2 separate regions of the Homo sapiens genome follow, and region 1 is linked to region 2. The links are chromatin loops, found by intact Hi-C in ENCODE. Cell type or tissue: PC-9. All regions are shown on one strand. Region 1 overlaps RIBC2 (RIB43A domain with coiled-coils 2). Region 2 overlaps FBLN1 (fibulin 1).

What was found. A loop is a pair of places that touch in the nucleus more often than their neighbours do. Peaks named below come from ENCODE experiments on the same cell type or tissue, not always from the same donor. Only the 100,000 strongest peaks of a DNase experiment are listed, where the experiment ranks them.
Region 1: it touches region 2 in a loop (2.8-fold over the local background); 1 of 110 quality-filtered maps calls a loop at or near these places.

The regions. Positions count from the first base shown.
Region 1 is chr22:45,423,491-45,425,990 of GRCh38, reverse strand. It overlaps RIBC2 (RIB43A domain with coiled-coils 2), which reads right to left. Exons shown (of 7, transcript NM_015653.5): 5 at 1-43. Among named protein-coding and RNA genes, the nearest start is that of RIBC2, 11 kb to the right of the region's middle. In PC-9, a CTCF peak has its summit at 1,351; DNase peaks (open chromatin) are centred at 730 and 1,580; H3K4me3 peaks cover 628 bases; H3K27ac peaks cover 1,635 bases.
Region 2 is chr22:45,515,927-45,518,426 of GRCh38, reverse strand. The region is part of intron 1 of FBLN1 (fibulin 1); the gene reads right to left. Among named protein-coding and RNA genes, the nearest start is that of FBLN1, 14 kb to the right of the region's middle. RefSeq lists an enhancer at 2,352-2,500. In PC-9, no CTCF peak of the experiment used is centred here; a DNase peak (open chromatin) is centred at 1,206; H3K27ac peaks cover 2,500 bases.

The DNA of each region.
Region 1 (2,500 bases), 92 kb after region 2:
CTTGCTTTTTCTCTTGCTTTTTCCTTTCCACTGACTCGATGGCCTAAGCAGGTGAAGACATTAAAGAAGATGGTCCGAGTGACCCCAGGGGCATTCTGACACCCAGGCCAGCAAATCTCACTGGGGGCCCTCGAGGGGAGGATATGCTAAGGGCAGCAGGAGTCGGGTGGAGGGGAGACTTGTCAGGCACGGATGTGGGTGGGTCCTTGAACCCCTGGCTGCCTGCGCACTGCTGGGCGGGTGGGCTGGACTCGGGGGATCACCACCTGTTGGGTGTATGCATAAGAGCTCCGGGTCTTGCACCAACTTACCAAGGCAGGGAACTCCCTCCTTGGATTAGGCCGACACCCCGCGTGGGCCTGGTCCCACCCAAGGCAGGGCTCTATGCCCCTGGCAACCCTTGGACATCTGTGGGCTGCAAAGAACGCTCAACAGAGTGATTGACAACAGTGGTAGAAAATGCACTGTCACTTCAGTGGTCCTGAGCTGCAGCCCCCAGTACAAAGTAATTCCAGGTCTCATTTCTGTTTGATTCCCTGGGGGTTCCCTGGCTATGTGGCCTATACCAAGTCACCTCCCCTCTCTGGGCTGCAGTCATTTCTCTGTAAAGTCAGGAGATGGCTTAGGAGACATGTACTTGGGTTTACAGTTGTCCTCAGTAACACATGGACAGGGCAGTTTGCAAGGAGCCGGCCTCCCACATGTGCTCACCAGAGGCCAGCTTGATTGAGTCACACAGTACAAGCTTTGTAGTTAGACAGGCCCAACTTCAATACCGGACTTGCCACTGAGTACTCCCTAAGGAAGTCAGCTCATCCTTCCAAGCCCCTACACCCGTTTTTTTTTGTTTGTTTGTTTGTTTGTTTTTTTGAGACGGAGTCTCGCTCTGTCACCCAGGCTGGAGTGCAGTGGCACAATCTCGGCTCACTGCAACCTCTGCCTCCCAGGTTCAAGTGATTCAACACTGTTCTTACTTTGGGAGGCCAAAGTGGGCAAATCACAAGGTCAGGAGTTCAAGACCAGCCTGGCCAACATGGTGAAACCCCATCTTTACTAAAAATAGAAAAATTAGCTGGGCGTGGTGGTAGAGGCCTGTAATCCCAGCTACTTGGGAGGCTGAGGCAGGAGAATGGTGTGAACCCGGGAGGCAGAGCTTGTAGTGAGCCAAGATCGCGCCACTACACACTCCAGGCTGGGCAAGAGAACAAGACTCCACCTCAAAAAAAAAAAAAAAAAAGAAAAAAGAAATGTGAGCAGAGGTGGCAGTACTGCTCCTGGGAGGAAGCCTGCGGGGACTAGCCACATTCCTTCCCTCCTCCTGCAGGGATCCTCTGGCTGGCGGTCGCTCCATCCCAGGACCTGGGCTCCAAAGTGAGGATGCCAAGGAACAGGCCTCACAGCCTGTCCATGGCGGGCAGGGAGCATGCATGGAACATCAACTTTCTGTTTAAGCCACTGAGACTGCTGCTTCTTATCCCAGCAAGGGTTAGCACATTCTGACCGACACAGGAGGGTGTTGTCGCTTCCTCATTCTGCAGATGATCAAATGGACGCAGTGGGTGGCCTGCCCAAGGCTGCAGGGCAGAGCCTGGTCTGCACCCCGTGTGGTCGGGCTCCAGAGCCTGCGTGCCACACCCTGATGCCACAATGCCTCTCTGACGAAATGAGCCCCGACCCAAGAACTGGAGGCCCTCACGTGTGTCCTTCCTGTTGAACTGGACCGGCCTGCTTGGGCTTTGGATTAACATCCCAGGTTAATTAAAAAGCCTAGTTGTAGTTAGTAGCAGAGCTGCAGAAGCCAGAGGGCGGCTTTTCCCAGTGCAGGAGTGTTTGCAATGGTGCTGCCTCGTGGCATCCACGTGAGGAGCCGGGGGTCTGAGAAAACCAGGCAGGCTGTGGATGCCCATTAAACATCTTCTAGAATATATGAATGAATAAATTGATGAATGAGACAATAGGGTTTAGCAAAAGCCACTCCAATGCCCAGCAGGAAGGGCTCAATAAACATTGGTTGAATTGATGAATGAATGAGTGAATTATCATCATCATCATCACCATCGCTTCCATAAATGAATGAGCAGATCACCAGCCAACAGTGGACTAATTGTCAAGGGCCCCACATCCTGCCATTCACTTGCAGTGGGGACTGGAGCAAACAGCCTCCCCTCTTTGGTCGCCCTCTGTAAAATGAAGGGCAGGGATGGATGATCTCTAAGACCTTTGCAGCTCACTGGGTGGTGAGCTCGGACTTCAGGTGTCTTGCTTTGCCTTTTGGTCCTCCCCAGCCCCCGCAGTTGGCTCTCCTCATTCCTCTCCCCCGTGTTGAAAACCCACATTCTCTGGTGTCTGGTCCAGCCTCTCTGGGATTTTTGACTGCCTGCCTCCACCAGGACAGTTTTGAGCTTGTATCTCCAATATATTTAGTTCACAGCATGGTACTACTATACCTTAATGATAGCACATGCTTATAACTACACATGTACATGGAAATCAAAAGTGA
Region 2 (2,500 bases):
TCAGCCCCTGAGATCCAAGCACACATGGATCCCTGCTCCAGCCACATGCTGGAGATGCTGATGCGGTCCCTGTCCAGACAGGGTCCCTGCCTTCACAGTCCAGTAGGCAAGAAAGACAGCCCCTGATGACAGAGGCACGGCCATGCTGCCGGCCAGCCCAGCCCAGCAGGTCAGGGAACAGCCGACATGACTCTTTCCAGAGGAGAGACTGCAAACAGGGAGGGGGTTCAAAATGCAACGAGCTGAGTCAAGTAAGAAGGAAAAAAAAATTTTCTTTTTTTTTCTTTTTTTTTTTTTTTGAGACAGAGTCTCTGTCGCCCAGGCTGGAGTGCAATGGCGCGATCTGAGCTCACTGCAACCTCCACCTCCCAGGTTCGAGTGATTCTCCTGCCTCAGCCTCCTGAGTAGCTGGGATTACAGGTGCCCACCACTACGCCCGGCTACTTTTTTGTATTTTTAGTAGAGATGGGGTTTCACCATGTTGGCTAGGCTGGTCTGGAACTCCTGAACTTGCGTGATTGGCCAGCCATGGCCTCCCAAAGTGCTGGGATTACAGGCATAAGCCACCGCACCCAGCCTAAAAACCACCATTTCTAGACCAGCTTCTGTGACCCACATCCGTGTTTTCTCCTTTAATCTTGGGAGCAAAGGGGCAGGAGGGGGGACATAAGCCTCAAGCTACAGATTGAGGAAACCGAGGCTGGTGATGGTTTCTGCCCTTGACTTACCACAAGATCCCCTCTTCCACAGAAACGGGGACCTGTGAGAAGTCTGGTGAGGACAGGACTGGCAAAGCAGAGAGCACAGGTTCAGGAGTAACCGCAGCCTGGCCATCTTATCTCCCACTCGCAAAAAGGGCAGATGAAAGGATCACGCTCCAAGCAGCCGGCCCACACCCTCAGAGCCAGGCCACGGCCCAAATGAGCTGGGCACACAGGCCCTTGTGCCCCATGCCCCAGCCCAGGCTACAGCCCCAGTGGGCACCCTCCCAGCCCCTCAGCTCACGGAAGGGAGAAGACCCCATTGTGCCCCAAGGGAGGAGCGGCCGGGTGCCAGGTGCCCACATACTTGGACCTCATTCTAAAGGACTCAAATGCCAGAAAGCATTAGCACGACAGCCCCAGCTGCTGGGCAGAAGGTCACCTCTCGGCAGGATGTTACAAAACTGGGCTTTAAGAAGCACCACTTTTCCTTCCTAATGGCTTTCCAGCCCCTAGAGGGTAAATCCCACTGGGCTTGGCAGCGTTTCCGCACACACAACTGTGGGTGCCCTGCCTGAATACATTCTTCTTCCAGGCTGGGCCCTCGGGGTGGCCCAGAGGGCGGCTGCTGTCTGCTGGGTGAGGCAGCACCTTGCTAAACCACCCTATCAGTCATCAGCCACTGTAAGCACTTCTAGACTATGCGTCCTTCAGATGCTCCATCCCGTTCTCAGCAGGGGAGGAGGGGAAACTTGCAGAAACATTCCAGAATGGATAAGGTCAGTGCACGAATGAGCTAGGGCTCAGCCAGGCCATTCCACAAGGCCAGGAGGAGGGGGGTCTCACCTAGAACCATGTCCCCCAGTGACAACTTCTGGGCTTTCCCTTTTCCCCAGGGCTTCCAGGAAACTCAGAGCTGCTTTCTGCAGTGCAAGGTAGACCCACCCTTCTGACTCTCACCCGGCTCCCCGAGGCTGGCAGGAGGAGTCCTGCAGTGGCGTGGGTAAGGGTGAAGTTTCGTGCCACAGCAAAGCCCAACAGTTTCCAGCAGCCTGACCACTCAGCCCCCCTCCCACCTCAGGTGTCCCCTCTCCAGCGATGCTCTTCGGTGAACGTGAGATTCACCAGGAGGCAGAGCTAATGTCAAGTTGTCTGGAGTTGCCTCCCAGCACCAGAGGAAAAGTCATCAGGAGTGACAACCGTGTTATCATGGGGATAACCTTGAATGTCCCCATTCACTCATTCATTCATTCTTGCTCTAATTCATTAAGAAAAGCAAAAGTACTCACTAAGCCAAGGACCTTATCTGTTACAGACGAGACAGGCCGTGGTGCACTCCTGGATGAACAGGATGTGATCCAGCCATGTGGCCTGACAGCGAGGCTGCTCTCCCCTGTGCAGCCAAGCCCAGTTCCCATCTGTCCCCCTACCCCCTTCACCCTTTCTGCAGCCAACCCCGGTTCCCATGTCTGTCCCCACACTCCCTTCACCCCTTCTCTGGCCAGGCCCACTCAGCCCCCACCTGCAGTTTCACCCTCGTGTCTTCCACAGCCCGTCTCCTATCCTAGCCCACCTCCCATGCCCTGTCACCCTCTCCTGGCCGCCTGCCTGCCCACCCTGCATAGCTCGGGTGCCCCTCTGCTCCCATATCACCCCGTGCCTGGCGCATGTCTCTCCATCCTCCAGAGCCCTGCCTGCCTGCCTTACCCTCATAGCCACAAATGTCTTGAGGGCAGGCTCTGTCTCCTGTCCTTGTATACCCCCGACATCCATGCCAGCATGTGGCAGCTACAGAGTTG